Regions from separate parts of the Homo sapiens genome. Here region 2 is linked to region 1. The links are chromatin loops, found by intact Hi-C in ENCODE. Cell type or tissue: mammary epithelial cell. All regions are shown on one strand. Each heading gives the region's core, and the rest is flanking DNA. Links, peaks and the distances in the headings are about the cores only. Region 1 overlaps MYO3B (myosin IIIB). Region 2 has its middle 54 kb from the start of GAD1-AS1.

Region 1 (10,054 bases), core at 4,652-7,151:
TCTCCTCTCACCACTTTTATCCAATATCATACTGGAAGTCCTAGCCAGTATAATAAGGCAAGAAAAAGAAATAAAAAGCATTAAGATTGGAAAGGAAGAAACAAAAGAGTTCTCATTCACAGACAACATGATTATCTATACAGAAAATCCCAAGGAATCTACAAAAACAAAAACAAGAAGACTTCTAGGACTAGTAAGTTTAGCAAGGTTGTGAGTGACAAAGTCAGTACACAAAAGTCATCTGTATTTCTACATATTAGCAATGAATAACTAAAATCAAAATAAAAAACCCATTTATACTAGTTCTATAAACTGAAATACTTCATTATACATCTAATAAAACATGTACAGGATCTGCATGCTGAAAACAACAAAATATTGATTAAATAAATCAAAGAAGATCCAAATAAATAGACATATCATGTTCATGGAATGGAATATTCAACATAGCAAGGTTGCTAATTCTTCCTAAATTCATCTGTAGATTTAATGCCATTCTAGTCAAAATCCCAGCAGGACTTTTTATAGATATAGACAAGCTGCATTTAAAATTTATATGGAAAGACAAAGGAGCTAGAACAGCCAAAACCATTTTGAAAAAGAAGAATAAAGTTGAAGGAATCATACTACCTGATTTTAAGATTTCCTACAGCCAGGCGTTGTGGCTCATGCCTATAATCCCCACACTTTGGGAGGCTGAGGTGGGTGGATCATGAGGTCAGGAGTTCGAGACCAGCCTGGCCAACACAGTGAAATCCCATCTCTACTAAAAATGCAAAAAATTAGCCAGGCGTGGTAGTGGGGGCCTGTAATTCCAGCTACTCAAGAGGCTGAGGCAGGAGAATTGCTTGAACCTGGGAGATGGATGTTTCAGTGAGCTGAGATCGCGCCATTGCACTCCAGCCTGGGTGACAAGAGTGAAACTCCATCTCAAGAAAAAGACTTACTATGAATCTGCAATAGTGTGGTATTGGTGAAGAGGGAGATAGTTTGATCAATGAAACAGAACCACATAAATAATAACCAATTGATTTTTGACAATGGTGCAAAAGCAATTCAATGGAGAAAGGATAGTTATTTTATTTATTTATTTTTTTGAGATGGAGTCTCGCTCTGTCACCCAGGCTTGAGTGTAGTGGCGTGATCTCGGCTCACTGCAACCTCCGCCTCCCAGGTTCATGCGATTCTCCTGCCTCAGCCTCCCAAGTAGCTGGGACTACAGGCGCCCACCACCACACCTGGCTAATTTTTTTGTATTTTTAGTAGAGTCAGGGTTTCACTATGTTAGCTAGGATGGTCTTGATCTCCTGACCTCGTGATCCACCCGCCTCGGCCTCCCAAAGTGCTGGGATTACAGGCATGAGCCACCGCACCCGGCCTAAGGATAGTTATTTCAACAAATGGTTTTGGAACAACTAGGCATAGTTATGAAGAAAAAAACCAAAACATCTTAACCTTACATTTTATACAGAAATTTACTCAAACTGGATCCTAAATCTAAATCTAGAATGTGAAAGTATTAACTGAGCACCTATTCATACACAGATATACACACAACACCGTGGGTGCACCCTGGCTCTCACTAGTCAGTCTCTAACACCCTTGTTCAAGTTTTCCTTTCTCACCCTAAAGCTGTGCTCTTCAAGAGCACAGCCCCACCACTCACGGCAGTTCAGATCAGCATCACGAGCCATCCTCTGCTCAGCAGCCTGCCATCATTTCTTCCTCCTCACAACCTCCCTCTGCCCAAAGAGGTCTTTCCTCCTTGTCCTATTCATTTAATCATCTAACTTCCACTCCCTTCTCCTTTCCAGTGCTGTAGGCCCTGGCTTAGAATGCCTCATTACTCCCAGACTGTCCAATTTTCTCTAGTCTCTACTAAAAACAAACAAACAGACACCACTCCAATAAGCCTTTCTTAGTTAAAAGAAGTCTTTCCTCATGTTTACCCATGACATTTCCCTGACATTTCCTTCTATTTTTATTTGTATGGATATAGTTGTTATATTGCTTCACTTATGGATTTGCATGCCTGTTCAGAATGTAGATTTTTTGTTCATCTTTTATACATTTTGGGATTTGGCACTATTGATCTCTGGCCATTCTAGCTGGGACTTTGTTGTGTTACTTCTAGAAATAACCTATACATAGCACCATATCTAGACAGATTCTCAATACATAATTATCTATTGACTGAGATACACTTCCCAAATTAAATAGAAAGAAGTGGGTCTCTTTGTAAGGAGGAACTCACTCCCCAGGCCTCCCTGATGGGGCTGGCTCATCAGAGCCTCCATTTCAGGAAGAGCCAGCACTATCCATGTCTGTGGCCCTGAAATTTTGTCAATTAGATTCAGCTCATCTGCTAGACCCTTTTGCTAAACTATCAGGATAGACCAACAGCCATAAGTGGAAAATGGAAACTGAGAGATGGATACCAAAAGGCGCTCTCTTAAGAGCTTAATTCATTTTGGGCATTACAGAATCAGGACTCGGAAAACTGACTGCAAGGATTTCAGCAGTGAAGGTGTTATAGTGCTTTACAGATATGACAATGTAGGGGCTCATCTTGTCTCCCCCATCCAAAAAAAGAGGAGCAAATAGAAGTCAATAAACAGATACTTTATTGTTGATTTTCACTGCAAATCAAATCCCATGGAAGAGACCTGAGTCTTCAGACAGAAGAAGGCAATGAGGGTAAAACTCAGTTCTAGGTTCTGAAGCAAAAATCAAACTTTGAGGTTCAGAGAATGTTCCCTCTGGTGCTATTCTTATTTTTCCTAGTTTCTCCCAAGTTCATAACTTCTTTAACACCCCAAACTACTATTTGGAAGTCAGAATTCATGATTCAAAGACAAAAATGAATTTTCAAGTTCTTTTTGAAACTCTGTTTCTTTCTTCCCCTGAGCCTTTTAAGCTTTTCTCTCAGTTTACTAGTTGCAAGTGGAACATTACCCAAACAGGAAAATATGCCTTGAAACCATGTTATAACATCCTTCCTTTTAATGTTTTTCTATCTAGATCATTCAGTTTGAAAAGTCTCAGCCGAAGGGTTAGAAAGCAGTGTTGCTGCTACTTCAAATTTTCACACCTAAAATCTTCAGAGGATTTCCTATCAATAGGAAGTATTACAAAGAACATTTCATCATGTCTGAAGTGGCCCATCTGCAGGCAAAAGGCTGGCTGCATAAGCATGAGAAGAGAACAGAGAGAATTCATATTGACTGTGGCTGCCTCCTTTTACCACAAGGTCACTGAGAACCTTGCAGTGAGAGTGTGCCTCTCAGGCACAGGCAGCTCCACAGCCAGATGCAGCCAGGTGTAAGCAGAAGGGGGCTGCAGAAACCTGGGAGGAGCCCTGTCTCCTGGTGACCTTGGGCCTCCTTATTCTACTCCTCATGCTTTTTAATCTCTTCAATAGTCTGGAAAGTGGGAGCTGGAAACAAGAAAATACCAACTGGATTACTCTCTATGATTTTATATTATGATTGCACATATACACACCGAGGTTGATCCTCTCAACCTTGATAAGAAATTAAATCAAGCCCCAGTAGTGTCATGCGCCATGTACATTTTGGTCAACAATGGACTGCATATAAACTGGTGGTCCTGTAACATTATCATACCATAGTTGTACTGTACCTTTTCTATGTTTAGATATGTTTAGATACACAAATACTTGGCATTGTCTTACAATTAACTACAACATTCAGTATAGTAACATACTGTACAGGTTTACAGCCCGAGAACAGTAGACTACAACATATAGCCTAGATGTATAGTAGATTATATCATTTAGGTTTGTGTAAGAACTCTATGATGTTTGTACAACGATGAAATCAACTAACGATGCATTTCTCAGAATGCATCCCCATCATTAAGCTATGCATGACTATACTTTTTTTGATATATACTAATGAAGGGAATGTTACCTGCCCAGCAACCCAGAGAGGAGGTAACTTGAAAGAACAGGAAAGTGATCCTGGGGCTGTTTTGAAAGCAAAGGACAGTGGCAATCTAGCTACCAGAAAACCTCAAGTTAACTGTCAGGAATCCTTCGATAAAGAAATTAAAGTTTTTCTTTGCATTTAAACAATTTTAATTCTAATTTTTTTTCAGAGATGGGGGGTGTCACTGTGTTGCCCAGACCGGCCTTGAACTCCTGGGCTCAAGTGATTCTCCTGCCTCAGCCTCCTGAGTAGCTGGGACTCTAGCCATGCGCTACCACATCAAGCTTTTTTTTTCTCTTTGTATTTTAAGGGGTCTTCTCTATCTTTTGGAGAAAAAAACCCAACATTACTATGACACAGAATGCACACACAAAAAAGTATGCAAAACATAAATGTACAGCATAATAAATATAATGCAAGCATACATGTAACCACCACCAAGATCAGGAGCCAGACCACTGCCAACATCTCTTAGGGGTCTTCCTAACAAACGTCTTCTCCTCTTTCAAAATTGAGGAGTCCAGCACTGGACCTCCTTTTATGCTTTGAGCTAATTGCCTCTAAGGTTTCCCAAGTTTTTTTTTTTTTTTTTTTCTTTTTTTTTGTTGAGACGGAGTCTTGCACTGTTCCCAGGCTGGAGTGCAATGGCATGGTCTTGGCTCACCGCAACCTCCACCTCCTGGGTTCAAGCAATTCTCCTGCTCCAGACTCCCTAGTAGCTGGGATTACAGGTGCCCGCCACCACACCCGGCTAATTTTTTGTATTTTTAGTAGAGACGGGGTTTCACTATGTTGGCCAGGCTGGTCTCGAACTCCTGACCTCGTGATCCACCCACCTTGTGATCCGCCTGCCTCGGCCTCCCAAAGTGCTGGGATTACAGGCGTGAGCCACCGCGCCTGGCCTCAACTTTGATCTTTTTCCTTCCTCCCTGTAGTTCATTCCTCAAAAGAGGTTTGTAAAGTAATTGACCATAATATATATGCTTACTGAACTAGTGCTCCATTTAATTTCGATAAAACAATTAAAGCAAGGAAAAATAAAAGTGACAAGAAAATGGTTTCTTATGCATTGAAAATATTAGCATATTCTTTTCCAAAGTGCCAGGATAGTGTGGGATCTTGCTTCTAGTGGGAACATCAAGATGTATAGGCACCTTCCCCTTCACGAGAGGGACATGCCTGAAACAAGCATTGGCAAAGAACAGCATAACTTATTTCTGTCCAGTGAGGTTTCCCATCTTCAAAGGCTGTAACATAATAACCCCCAAAAATATAGACTATGAACGTTTTAAAATTTAGAAAAGTAATATTCTGACATTCAACACAGGATGCACAATCATGTTAGAATCGAGGTTTGAGGGCAACTATTGTCATAAGGAGATAAATTAGTGCCCAATTCTGTATAGAAAATTCCATATAGAAAATGAAGTTAAAAGAAAGTTCTAGTTGGTGTACGGCAAAGCCGTATTACCTTTACTCCTATATTTCCCTCGTTGCCTAAAAAGTACCTTATTACTAGAAGCTGTTCTTTAAATGTTTGTTGATTGAATTCATTCCTACATAAATAATTCCAGAAAAAGAAAACACAATCATGCTTATAAGTTTTGATGTTTGTGGCTTCTTAACTATACTCAAAATGTGGAGAATCCTAAGCTATACTCAAGCTTAGGATCTCAAAGGAAATTACTATGCATAATATATAGCTCAGGAATACTGGGAAGCCTATTGGTACATCACGTTTGTGTCTAGTCTTATTTTTCACTTTTGTTTCTATCAAGTGGTGTGGAGTGTAGTTTCAAAACAAGATTCAGAAACAAGAGGAAAGCTCTTTGGGAGGGGTAAAAAAGACGCAGCGGCGGAGGTTATCTCTTTGTTCCTGTTCCTCCCGCAGTTGGGTGAATCAAGGGAGAACAGAGACCGGCTGCAGGGCCTTACTTTCTGCATAGCGCCCCCTAGTGGTCCAGGCTGTTAAATGGTTTTTATTTTGCCAAAGGTTGAAAAATCGGAAATTCCGAAGTTGTGAACAGATTTGACAAGTCGTTATTAATATTTGTGGGAGGATGTAAATGCCAGCTGAAGAGTTATTTGGATAGATTTTTTTCCCAGAGAGCATGTCCCCTATCAATAATGGCTGTCTCTTCACCTCTGTGCTGAAGTCGCCTGATGAGGAGTCTACATCCCTGGGTCTCTGGTAAGGAAACACCAGATAGCCCTTTCCACACCTGCCCCGAGCTCCTGGGATTCCATATTGAATTAAACCCCGGCTGCTCCAAGGAAGGTCTGGAATGGAAGCTGGAGGGCAGCCTTCTGATGGGCACTGCTACTAGTTCTGTTTACAGGAGCATGTCTGAAAAAAGAGCCGGATTTCAACTTTCCTTCCAAGTTAAGATGAAGCAAAGGCTGTAGACTGTGGCTTTTTTTTTTTTCTTAGCCAGGCTTTTCATTCCTCTGCAAGCTGCTAAAAATCAGACCTGGCAGCCAGTTAAGAGGGATGTGGGAAGAAAAGAAGAGGAAATAGTGAACAATGAACAGTGATAAAAAGGTTTCTCTTCCTCTTTTTCTTAAAAGCATGCCCACTGCTATTTCCAGACCTAGCCTAAAAAACACAAAGCCCTTGAGAGTAGAGCTGTGAGAAGGCTGAGTTGGCCGCCCAGCTAAAAGCAGCAGAATCCCAGGTACATTCTAAAAGGTTGACTCAATTAGAATCCATTTGGAAAAACAGTTAAGACCTGGAAGTTCTGTTCTTTGGCCCTAGTTTCCTGCTTTTTTGGCATGAGGACTGACAGCAATTAAACAGAAGGTAACTGTAAGTAGGCAAAGGCCACATACATAGGTGATGGACCTGTTCCAAATTGGTTAGGAGAGAGGTAGGGTGGGGTCATAACTGGGTAGAAATTGGACCAAGGTGATCTTTGAGGATCCCCTGAACTCTGATTCAACACACTCCTTTAACTTGGAATGACACACAAGTAGAAATAATCTTCCTGATAAGTTTTGGTAAACTGAGACTATCCTAGATTGCTTAGCATGAATTAATGATATCGTATGGCTTTATAAAGGGAAGAATGAAAAGAAGGACAAGAAAGTCTAAGAGTTGATGTTATGGATAGTGTATGTATGTTTATGTGTGCAGCTACACGTGTCTGTGTACACACGGATGCTGCACAATTCAATTACAAAAGAAACAAACATTTTCCTTTTCTTGAATTTAGACCCTTACTCCTGCTTAAAGAAGTTCAATGTTAGCGGTGCAGCCCTGGCAGTATTCAGACACTAACTGGAAAATTTCACCTGGTCTTGCAAAAGCTTTAAGAGCAGGGCTATCAGAGGGTTCCCAAGTACCTGTTTTGGTCAGAGGGATTGAGAAGAGCTGCTGAAGAAGCTTGTTTTCTGACGTTCTCAGGACCACAACCACATCGGCAGGGAGAGTGTCTCTATTTTTCTCAAGAACCCCAGAAGCATCATATAATACCTGTAACATGAATAGCAAACGGCAAATTAGCCAAGTCAACTGTCCGTCATTGGTGACACTGGCAACTTGCCTAACCAGTTGTTAATCAACCTCTATATAGAACTCATCTTTACATAGCTTTCATATCCAGAGCACCAGATAAAGGGAATAATTATGATGTTGACAGACCAGTTTATCTTAACTTATTGTCTAGTTGCTTTGGTTTTTGTTTTTTATGGGTTTTCTTTTGTTGTTGTTTTGTTTTTTTCTTTCTTGAGATGGAGTCTTACTCTGTCACCCAGGCCGGAGTGCAGTGGCATGATCTTGGCTCACTGCAACCTCCGCCTCCCGGGTTCAAGTGATTCTCCTGCCTCAGCCTCCCGAGTAGCTGGGACCACAGGTACATGTCACCACGCCCAGATAATTTTTTGTATTTTTAGCAGAGATGGGGTTTCACTGTGTTAGCCAGGATGGTCTTGATCTCCTGACCTCGTGATCCACCCGCCTCGGCCTCCCAAAGTGCTGGGATTACAGGTGTTAGCCACCGCACCTGGCCTGTCTAGTTGCTTTTTGAAGACTACTATCAAAGATAAATCACATCAGAATAATTATTAAAATATATTAGATACCATGTGCAAAGCATCCATCCTATGAGGTAAACACTATTATTATCTCCATTTTACTGGTAGGCAGGCAGAGACTTAGGAAGAGGCTGAGTAATGTGCCCACGGTCACACATTTCACAAGTGGTAGGTAGGTATCAAAACTCAGGCAGTTTGACTCTATGCTCACAACCACTTTAAGTACTCTCACTGCCTCCCTAGGTCCTCATGAGATCTGAGTGATCACTCAAGGATGCTGAGTAGTTCTTGGTTCTCAGAACAGAGGGGATCCAGTTCAGATAAATTTTAAGGAACACCCTCAGAGAATTCCTTCTCTACAAATAAGCTTTGAATGGCAAATGGATGCAGCAAAGGACACAGAGGCCAGAAAAAATAAAAATAAAAAAAGTTTTTCCCCTAAAATCAAGAAAGGAAAATAGTAAGAGTCAAGAAGACGGGTGGGTAGGACATAGTTATAAAAGGACAGAGAGGTGAGAAGAGGAGGACAGGAATGGGAGGCAGAAAAGAGGAATGGGGAGGGGAATCAGGGTAGATGCTGGTATTTCAGACTCTGAGGAGGACCTTAATATGCTAAGGTAAATAAAATATTTAAGGGCAAAAACTGAATTGCAATGTCTAACAAAGATCCAAAATAGATACCATAAAGTACTATGTGGAGAGAAAAATAATCCCCTTCCCTTGTACTAGAATTTCCCAACATCCAGTTAGGAAAATCAGTTCCAATGCCATGATGTGAATATGAATGACAATTTCAATACATCTGAAATTAATAAAATAATCAAAAATGTCTTTTATTGAACTCCTACCAATTTTCTGGACCTACAGCCTCAGCAGAGCCCAGAGGAACCAATCAGCCATAATTCAAATGGCTCCTTTGGGAGTAACATAAGCAAGGAACTTGTGGTTATGGGATAGGGAATTTCCTGAATCAGTCACTAATCTGCTTCAGGAACTTGAAATTGAGACTGAGGCATAATGTATGAAAAGTGGACATTTCAGTTAAGTTGTAAAAGCTTAACATCTGGATAATAATGTGAATTTTTTTTTCTTTTCATCTGGACATTTTGGGGCCCTTAGACATATGATTAAAGTACTAAAAATTGAGTCCCACTGTGATATTAACCTTCCTGCATTACCTACATGTCTCCAAATGACTTTAGAATGTGAACATTTACTGCTAAACACCGCAAAAAGCTGTAATGTGTTTTCTCTCTGGAGAGCTGTCAGTTCTAGGCCAAACCTCAGGTGAGAAGCAGATGGCAACACTGTGGGCCACCCCAGTGAGAAATTGCTTCTATGCCAGGGGCAACTTTCTGTGAGTGGCACCACTGAGAAACTTTAAGAATTATGATTAGGTATTCAGGAAGAATTAAAATGGGAAAGAAATCTGTAAGCAATTTCATGAGCAGCACAGACAGGGTAATACAGACACTTACCCTTTGCCAAATTCAGGTCTAATAACTGTCACACTGGCCTCACCTTTCCAGCATAATGCTGAATGCCAAAGCACAGTTCCACTCCTTTGGGCCTCCAGAAGTATTTGCATCGTAGATTATCTTCAAATTTATCTGTGTGGATTTTTATGTTGGAGAGTTACAATGTGAATTATTTCCTCTTTCAAACAAAAACTTGTTCCTCAAGCCATGAATGACTCAGAATAAGGGCTTTCAGAATAAGGCCTTGATATTAACAAGGGTGGAGAAAGATCACCGATATGATGGGCATTTATCATTATATCCTTGCTTAGTTGTGTAGCATTGTCTTAATGTCAGGCTGTGCTCTAAGATCGTATATTCTCCTGCTGTTTCTAAGAACTCCTAGCATGGACACTGATGACACCAGAGGCCCTGCCAGTTAGTTTTAGAACCTGGTTTAAACTCATCTGGACAACTTGTGACAATGTTATATATAAAAGAAAACCACTGAGGGTTATAATTTCAACTCATAAAAGTGAATCTCTGCCACAAATCAATTTTCCAGCTGGGGAAAAGGCTTGAAACTTTTTGTTCCTCCTTTAACACACGATCTTT
Region 2 (10,054 bases), core at 2,523-5,022, 460 kb before region 1:
CTGTGGGTTCTGGAGCTGGACTGCCTGGGTTTGCATCAACCCTGACACTCAAGAACTTGTAACCTTGGACAAGTTACTTATCTTGATGCCACTCAGTCTCCTCATCCATAAAATGAGGACAATAGTACCCGCCTTATAGGTTGCTGTGAAGATTTCATGAGTTCATACAAGTCGAGTGCTAGACTCACAGTGAGCACTCAGTGATAACTATTAGTATCATTAGAAAAGTTTGATGTTTCTTCTTGTATTGAGTTGCAGTCTTCCTCTCTGTAACTTATATGTTCATTTGCTTTAGCTTTACTCTCTGGAACTGCTAACACCCTTCAAAGAGCAATCATTTCCTCTCCCCGTCCTCAAGTCATATCCAAATGAAAAATCCCCAGTGTGTTCAAATATTCCCATGGGGCATCTTATAAGCACCTTCTCATCCAGTTGCTTTTTGTTGAGCTCTGTCAATATTGTTTGACCACCTGCTCTTTCCCAGGTGGTTCCCAGAATTGCACATTGTCCTCCAGATATGGCCCAAGCAGAGTGAGAGCAATGAGGCTATTATCATTCTGTGCTGCACTATATACTCTGAGGTGTCTGGTCACAGATTTCATTAAGTGCTTTGGTGGCCAAGTCACATTGCGAGCTCATCCACTAAAATCTCCTAGCCTTTCCTTTTATTTTTCTTTTTACCTGAACTTTAAGCCTTATCATGCTCATCCTGTGTTGTATAGTTGATGTATTTCAATGTTTGTACACATCTACATACCTGTCTTGTGAATCTATTAACATTATATGTCATTAGGCAAAAAATGAAGAAATCTTTTGCATTTGTGTTGAGACAGTTTTCATTTCTTTTACCTTTTTTTTTTTTTTTTTTTGAGACAAGGTCTCACTGTGTTGCCCATGCTGGAGTGCAGTGGCATAATCATAGCTCACTGAAATCTTGAACTCCTAGGCTCAAGGGATCCTCCGCCTCAGCCTCCCAAATGCTGGAATTACAGTCATGAGCCCAACCATTTCTTACTTTTGAAACAGGATGTTGAGTGAGAACTGTTTCTGGAGCCCAGGAATTGCTGACTGGGGCTCAAAGATGAGGACAAAGGTTTACGTACCTCATGTTCTAAAGACAGCCACCAACCGTTGGGTTAGGCGCCTCCCTTGGGAGTATTAAGCTGTGCCTTAACTGGCTTTCCTACTTGCATCCATCATTCAAGCCCTCATCCCTGTGAGCCGTGCAATGATTTTTGCAAGGAACATTGCTTTAGTGAAGGGGAGGGAATGCCCGTCCCCCTCCAAGCTAAATAATGGGAGACGACTTCTAAGCAATTTACTCATAGATAGTGGGGAAGCTTGAAAAGGGGGGATTTAGATATTTTATTCTCTTGCTGTCTTTCTGGTTAGGGAGTAGACATGTGAATTTGTTCTGTGCCTTTCTAAGCAGGGGAAATGAAAATGAAAGAACAATGTCAGGGTCAAACGAGGAGGATGAACGTGGAGCAGGATTCAATCCCACTGGCTGGTGTGGCAAGGATGTATGATATTCGCGTTGGTCAAACGGACCCTGAGGAGGGTAAAGGAGGTTGGGCCAAGAAGGCTGGCAGGAGCCAAGGGGGATTGAGAGAGGCTGGGCCAGAGCTGGAACTCTTACATGGGCAATAGTGCAGTAGGGAGACTCCCTGCTAAGAGCCCTCTGAAGACCTCATGCACCCAAGAGAGCCAGAGATGCAGGACAGCCACGGGACAAGGCCACAACACCGCCCAGTGAAGTAGGAGACACCTGTCCCTTTCTCTCTTCTTCCTCCCCCGACTCAACCTCCCAGAGGAGCTAGAGCCCACAGGAGCCTGTGTCCTGTGGAGACGGTATCTCAAGGGCAGACTGTGCCGCAGCCACCCCATCCAGAAGATATGGGGGAAGAAGGGTAAAAGAGTCATTCATGTCACACCCTCCACTCAGTTCCCTGCAGTTACAAGCTCTCAGGTGATGAGGGGAGGGAATGCTTTCAATCAGATATGATGTTGGAACCTTAAATTAAATAGACTTTTCATAACTAAGAGTGACCAGGAAGCTGAAGAAACACCCAAGATATTATTAGAGTACCTGTTATCCAGTAGGCAGTAAGATGTATCTTCATATAGTTGAAGGCAGTGGTTAGAGAAAAATAGAACCATTTCAAATTTGTTTGAGTTGAGAGTGTTTAAATAAACAAATAAATAAATATAATTTTCCTAAGACACGGTCTTGCTCTGTCACCCAGGCTGGATTGCAGTGGTGCAATAGCTCACTGCAGCCTTCACCTCCCAGACTCAAGTGATCCTACCACCTCAGCCTCTCAAGTAGCTGGCATTACAGGCACATGCTACCAGGCCCAGCTAATTTTTTTAAAAAAGTTTTGTAGCAATAGATTATCACTATGTTGCCCAGGCTGGTCTTGAAATCACGGGCTCAAGTGAACCTCCCACCTCAGCCTCCCAACTGCTGTGGAGAGTGTTTGCCCAAGAGGCTATGCCATGTAACTTTTGAGTCACCCTCCATTCCAGCTAACTCAGTTAGGGTTGGTCTTAGTTTTCCATTGCTGTTTGACAGACTATCATAAATTGGGAAATTTACAGCACATCCATTTATTCTCTTACGGTTCAGTGGGTCAGAAATCTGGGCTGGCTTGGCTGGACTCACTGCCTAGATGCGCATGCTCCCGAGGCCGGGCTCCCATTGCCAGGCTTCGCTGGGAGACGTGCCTCCAAGCTCATTCAGGTTGCTGGCCGAATCCAGTTCCTCGCAGCGGTAGGTCTGAAGTCCTTGCTTCCTTGCTGACTTTCGGTCTGGCATTGTCCCAGCTCCTTGAGGCCACTGCACTAGTATTCCTTTTTTTTTTTTTTTTTTGAGACAGAGTCTCGCTCTGTCGCCCAGGCTGGAGTGCAGTGGCGCGATCTGGGCTCACTGCAAGCTCTGCCTCCCGGGTTCACACCATTCTTCTGCCTCAGCCTCCCGAGTAGCTGGGACTACAGGCGCCTGCCAGCACGCCCGGCTAATTTTTTGTATTTTTAGTAGAGACGGGGTTTCATGTGTTAGCCAGAATGGTCAAAATCTCCTGACCTCGTGATCCACCCGCCTCGGCCTCCCAAAGTGCTGGGATTACAGGCGTGAGCCACCACGCCCGGCCACCAATATTCCTTTTTACGTGGTCCCCTTCATCTGCAAAACAGCAGCCGTGCACTGACTTCTCATTCTGCCATGCCTGAGTCCTTCTGCCTTTAAGGACTCAAGTGATGACCCTGGGCCTGCCTGCATGATCCAGGCTAACCTCCCTATCTGAAGGTCAACTGATTGGTAAACTTATGTTCAATATTCCTTATATCCAGACTTTCTCGGGCCCCAGAAGTCTTCTCCAGGCCCACAAAGGCACACACAGTAGTATAAAATATAGCATGGATCAGAGGAGAGCTATTTCCTGCCTAGAATGAACCTCACCACTGCATGTCTGCAGGCTGGTGCTACTGTCTTGAATAGTGATGACCTTCTAAGCATTAGACCTCTGTTTTGAGGACCACTGAGTTCCAACTCGCCTCATCAGATACCCTAGATTCCAGATCCTTGGTGTTGCTGGAACCCTGGCCAGTCCTTGGCCTCTCTAGTTCCTGACTCCTGGCTGGCATGCGGCAGCCAGGACTCCCCTTTGCTCTGTCCCACCTCTTGGGGCTCCCTGGTTCTCCCGAGCCACCTTCCGTCAGTCCTGATCAGCTGCTGCTTCTGCCCCAAAAGTGATGGGCAACCTTCGAGGAGCTAAAGCGCTGTCTACACTCCTGCACTGGGCAGGTGAAGTAAGGGCGACGTGAAATGTCAACTCTGGCTGACCCCAGCTGCCGGCTGAGTGTCAGCTGGTTGTTTGCCCACTAGGTGGCGTCTGTGGAGCCTGAGGAGACAATGAGGGCTTTCCTGTTAAAAACGCACAAAGGAAGCGTTCTTTTGCTTTTCTTTTTCCTGTTTATTCCACTCACCAGCATCACGGCCCCCACTACTCTAAAAGTAACACTAAAACAAGGCGCCTTTCTAAGTCTCCCTCCCAAGGGGATTGCAGCTTCTTTCAGACCCCCCTGACTAGAGTAAGACAAGAAGTCTGTGCTTTCCCCAGTTTGCCATTAGGTTGTAATTGGAGTCCACTGAGCACCAGTTAACTCTCACCTCCTCCCACCCCTTTCTTTCAGCTGATTTTCTCCAAGGCCCACAAGTAAGAAGTTAAGCCATAGATTTCCTTTTCTTTTCTTTCCTTCTTCTTTCTCCCTTTGTCTCTCTCTCCCTCTTTTTTTCTTTCAAGTTTGCTCCATTTTAAATTTACTTTGGAAGGAGGAGCAGTAGGAGAAGAAAATCTCTACTATCAATTAAGCGGGATTTAACACAGGGCCTATGCAGTGCACGAGTGTCTACGCAGGCGGAGGGCATGGTGTGGCCTAAGAAGTGAGAGGTTACAAGGATTTGCTCCATGAAATAAAAACTAAAGCTAATGCCTATCAAATACATTGCCATTTCCAGGGAATGCAAAGCAGTTTGTACTTTAAAAGTGAGTTTTATTTTATTCATTTGTAGAGACAGGGTCTCGCTATATTGCCCAGGCTGGTCTCGAACTCTTGGCTTCAAGTGATCCTCCTGCCCCAGTTTCCCAAAGTGCTGAGACTACAGGTGTGAGCCACAACACACAGAAAAAAGTGAGTTTTTAGATCAGCTTGAAGGGAGGAGAGATTGGAGTTTTGCCTCCGGTCTCCTTTTTCCCATCTTTCCCCAGGCCACATCTGCATGGAAGGAAAAATAGGGTTACAACATTAGTAGTAAAAACCTATTTATTCAGGCTACCCCGTATGCATTATCTGAGGAAACTCCAGGTATGCTTTTCTGGTGATCTATTACATGGCATGGTGACTGACTATAGTTAATAATAATGTATCGCATATTTCTAAATAGCTAAAGGAATGAATTTTAAATGTTTTACCACAAAGAAACAAAAAATATTTGAAGTGATGGATAAGTTAATCAGCCTGATTTGATCATTCCACAATGTACACATGTATCAAAACATCACATTATACCCCATAAATATATATAATTATTATTTGTCAGTTAAGAAGAAAATAAAACTTAAAAAAACCAAAGGCCCAGGTGGGGATGCCGTGCCCTCAGGCACCACGAGAAATTCACCATTTCTTTCAGCCCTGCCGGGAGGCATTCTCCAGCTCTTGCTGTGATGTGCCAAAGGTCCCCCGGGCTGCACAGTGGCCCAACATGGGAGATGCTCTTCTAGGTCTGCAGGCCATGCTCCACTGTTCACTTCACTAACACCATGCCCTGGCATCATGGAGCCATTGCCTTGATTGGACCCCACAGCCTGTCCTTTCACTCCTTCCTTTCAGTGTGTAAGAACATAGAAATCTAGTCGAAGTTCTTTGTCCTTCTCTGCTCATAAAATGGTTGAGTCTACTTTGGGCCCTTTTCTTTGTTTTTGTTCTCTGAAGTTATCTGGGGGAAAATATTCACAATCAAGCTTGTTTTTCCCTAATAGGAAAGAGTAAGGCAGCTTGACTACTATCAGGAGAAAATAAGATCCTTGGTACTGGTCCAGCACGGCGGCCCATGCCTATAATTCCTGCACTTTGGGAGGCCAAGGTGAGAGGATTGCTTGAGCTCAGGGGTTTGGAATCAGCCAGGGCAACACAGCGAAACCCTGTCTCTACAAACAATACAAAAAATTAGCCGGGTGTGGTGGTGTGTGCCTGTAGTCTCAGCTACTCGGGAGGCTGAGCAGAGAGGATCACTTGAGCCCAGGAGGTCAAGGCTGCAATGAACCATAATTGCACCACTGTACTCCAGCCTGTGCAACAGAGTGAGGCCCTGCCTAAAAAAAAAAAAAAAAAAAAAAATACGGCCAGGTGTGGTGGCTCATGTCTGTAATCCCAGCAGTTTGGGAGGCCAAGGCGGGTGGATCACCTGAGGTCAGGAGTTCAAGCAGCCTGGCCAACATAGTGAAACCCTGTCTCTACTAAAAATACAAAAATTAGTCTCCACTAAAAATACAAAAATTAGTCAAAAATTAGCTTGGTGGCATGTGCCTGTAATCCCTGCTACTCAGGAGGCTGAGGCAGGAGAATTGCTTGAACCTGGGAGGTGGAAGTTGCAGTGAGCCGAGATTGAGCCACTGCACTCCAGCCTGGGCAACAGAGCAAGACTCCGTGCCCCTCCACCCCCAAAAAAGAAGATCCCTGGTGCTTATTCTGCCATTATTGTAAATTAGTTGTAAACATTTTTGTACAATCCTAACTGGGTGGGGTAAAACATAAACTGGTTTTATTTGTCTTTGTCTCCTTTCCAGATTATTATCTCTTTCTCATTAGGTAGTGGACCCCTTAGCACCACCACCAGCTTAGATTCCGTAACTTCATGAACACCCTTGATTATTAAAGATGTTCCAGCTTCTCAAAGCTGTCTATTTTCCCATCTTGTCAGGCTTATGGCTCAAAGGAACTGCAGTGGTCAGGACAGGGCTGTGAACTGCTCTGGTCCTCTCCCAACCTCTCCACCTTCCCTCAGAGTGGAAGGGCTATATCACCTCTGGGATGCTGCCTCCTCTTCATCCTCCAGGCTCTAGCTGCAATGGGGTGTTGGACCCCAACTCACAACCCTAGCAAATCTCTTCTCTCTTCTCTGAGAAGGTGGTGGGGTTGTGGGGCTGGTTCGAGGCTATGGCTGGTGTTAGAAGGGCCAGCTCGGCCAGACGTGGTGGCTTACACCTGCAATCCCAGCACTTTGGGAGACCGAGGCAGGCGGATCACCTGAGGTCAGGAGTTCGAGACCAGCCTGACCAACATGGTGAAATCCCGTCTCTACTAAAAATACAAAAACCAGCCGGGCGTGGTGGCATGCGCCTGCAGTCCCAGCTACTCAGGAGGCTGAGGCAGGAGAATCGCTTGAACCCGGGAGGCAGAGATTGCAGTGAGCCGAGATCGCACCACTGTACTCCAGCCTGGGCAACAGAGTGAGACTCCATCTCAAAAAACAAAAAGAAGGGCCAGCTCAACGCCCACCCCACCCCACCCCACCCCACCCCACCCAGTAAGCTGTGAGCGTGGTGAGCATCCCAATGGTCAGCCGCTTTCTTTAGAATGTGGGGTACTTACTGCCTTTTTGTCTCCAGCATTGGATCCTAAGCACCAATTTTGGGGCAAACAGAAAATCCCACTCATTAACCTGCTACAAAGTAGAATGCCATTCCTCATGCCCTCTTCTTTCCCCCGCTGTGTTAGGCCACCAGACCCCACCTCCATCATTGGGGATTACATTTCAACGTGAGATTTGCAGGGAACAAACATCCAAACCATATCACCCACACACAGTTTCTTTGAGGGCTCCCCAGAGGAATACCTGAGACTGCATAATTTATAAAGAAAAGAGGTTTAACTGGCTCACAGTTCTGCAGGCTATACAAGCATGGTGCCAGTATCTGCTCTGCTTCTGGTGAGGCCTCAGGAAGCTTGTACAGCCTGCAGTACTGGTCTGGGGCTTCATGATCTCACCTCAGGAATCTCATCAGCCTGTCTAGGGTCAGGTGTCCATCCGTTTTGCCCAGAGGATTAGAATGCCTTGATTGACCACACTTGAGTTGGGTGACTATCTCTGGAATCAGAAGGTGAGCTCATCCCTTTACTTTCATTGGGAAAGAATGAAGAAAGAATATTTTCTCAAAGAAAAATGAAGGCGATATGACCAGAAGAAGAAACAATAGATGCCTGGCAGGCATAAAACACAAATGTCCATTATGGAGAACGAGGGAACCGGGAATAGGAATTTTGAAGTGGTTTTATTGGAATATTAAAGCAACCTTGCATACCACATTTATTTTAAAGAATTCCACTTTTCAGCCAAAAATATAGTGAGATTTTCTTTATAAATTTGCTTTATATCATTTGCTCAGATTAAAGGATTTAAGATTCTGGCAGGTACATTTTGATGCATGTATCTGGTATCCTTTATGTGTAAGAGATAACAGAGTCATAATGCCTAGAGGCAGAGCCCTGGGGTGTGACTGGAACATTTCCTGTTTAACAAAGTCTGTTTTATCTAAGAGTTACTGTTGCCATCCTCAAAGCAGCAAATCACCTGGATCATTGTGCTTTCAAACCAGCCTCAGAAATGATGCCCACGAAGCAGACAAAGTTAGAGAGCTCCTTCTAGAGAGGGGCTATTAATAGGCTTCAATAAGGAAAAGTTCAAACACATGCAGATCAGGAAAAAAGAAAATGACCCAAATGAAAGGTCTGAGATGTAAGAGGGAATCATGCACAAACGCAGTGGTAAATATGTGGGCACATCAAGCAAAAATCAACCAAACAAAATTATTAATAATGTACAAATTGTGGGGTTAGAAGAGAGACTTAAAATACTGGATAGCATTGGTATGCATATTGGGAAGAGGATCAGAGTAAAATTATTCTTGGATTCTTAAATGACTCATGAGGAGAGTAAAATTATTAACTTTTGAAATGGTAAAATATTTATGCTGTTGTATCTAGGGTAGCCAACGAAAAACAGACATAGAGAGTATAACTTATAAGCAGAGGGGGAAAATCAGAAAAACAAAAGAAACAAAAAGCAAACCTCCATGAATCCAAATTTTTTGACAAGCAGAGAAAAAAGAAGAAGAGAAAAAGTGGAACAAACAGCACAAAATGAGATGATAGAATTAAATCAAAATATATCAGTAATCACAATAAATGAAGTGAATGACTTCCTTCAGTTAAAAGACAAAGAGGGTCAGAAAAAGGCCCAGGCATGGTGGCTCACATCTGTAATCCCAGCACTTTGGGAGGCTGAGGTGGGTGGATTGCTTGAGTTCAGGAGTTTGGAACCCCGTCTCTACAAAAAATACAAAAATTAGCTGGGTGTGGTGGTGCATGCTTGTGGTCCCAATTACTCGGGAGGCTGAGGCAGGAGGATCGCTTGAGCCCAGGATCTGGAGGCTGCAGTGAGCCATGAGAATGGCATTGCCCTCCAGCACGTGACAGAGTGAGACCCTGTCTCAAAAGAAACAAAAAAAAAAAAAAAGAAAAAAGAAAATGATAAAATCTAGCTCTAGGCCATTTATACAACACAAACCTAAATCATAAGGATACAGAAATATCCTTAAAAGAAGGAAATGTATATCAAGCAGAGACTAATCTAAAGAAATGTGGTATAGCTATATTAATATAAGACAAAATAGACTATTAGACAAAAAGGCAAAAAACCCCCACACCCAACACTGGTCACTACACAGTGATAAAAGCTTAAATCACCAGAAAAATATGAAAATGATAAACTTGTTTATACCTAATAATAGAGCAAAAATTATCCAACTACAAGAGAAAATTGATAAATTCACTGTATTTAGAATCAAATGATAACAAAATAATATGTGGAAACCTTGTAGTATATGGTTAAAGGGATGCTTGTAGGGAAATATTTATTCTTAATGCTATCATTAGAAAAGAAGAAAAGCTCAAAATTAATGATCCATGTATACAACCTGAGAAATTAGAAATAGGAACAGCAGGCCTGGCGCGGGGGCTCACGCCTGTAATCCCAGCACTTTGGGAGGCTGAGGCGGGCGGATCACAGGGTCAGGAGATTGAGACCATCCTGGCTAACACGGTGAAACCGCATCTCTACTAAAAATGCAAAAAAAAAAAAAAAAAATTAGCCGGGCCTGGTGGCAGGCGCCTGTAGTCCCAGCTACTCGGGAGGCTGAAGCAGGAGAATGGCGTGAACCCAGGAGGTGGAGGTTGCAGTGAGCTGAGATCGCGCCACCGCACTCCAGCCTGGGAGACAGAGCAAGACTTCGTCTCAGAAAAAACAAAAGAAAAGAAAGAAATAGGAACAGCAGACGAAACTAAAAAAAAAAAAAAAATTTAAGTAGAGGGAAGGAAATAATACATATAGAAAGATAAATTAATGAAGTAAAAAACAACCATATAACTGAGAATATTGACAAACATTTTCTGAAAAGTTTAATGAAACTGACAAACATCTGCTAAGATAAAGCAA

The links. Peaks named below come from ENCODE experiments on the same cell type or tissue, not always from the same donor. Only the 100,000 strongest peaks of a DNase experiment are listed, where the experiment ranks them.
Region 2: it touches region 1 in a loop (2.4-fold over the local background); 3 of 110 quality-filtered maps call a loop at or near these places.

The regions. Positions count from the first base shown.
Region 1 is chr2:170,405,083-170,415,136 of GRCh38, reverse strand. MYO3B (myosin IIIB) reads right to left here. Exons shown (of 35, transcript NM_138995.5): 21 at 9,504-9,592; 22 at 7,293-7,422. Among named protein-coding and RNA genes, the nearest start is that of MYO3B-AS1, 59 kb to the right of the region's middle. In mammary epithelial cell, for the core only: a CTCF peak has its summit at 5,894 (motif pointing left); no DNase peak of the experiment used is centred there; H3K27me3 peaks cover 464 bases.
Region 2 is chr2:170,867,227-170,877,280 of GRCh38, reverse strand. No RefSeq gene overlaps it. Among named protein-coding and RNA genes, the nearest start is that of GAD1-AS1, 54 kb to the right of the region's middle. RefSeq lists an enhancer at 3,618-3,677. In mammary epithelial cell, for the core only: a CTCF peak has its summit at 3,875 (motif pointing right); a DNase peak (open chromatin) is centred at 3,880.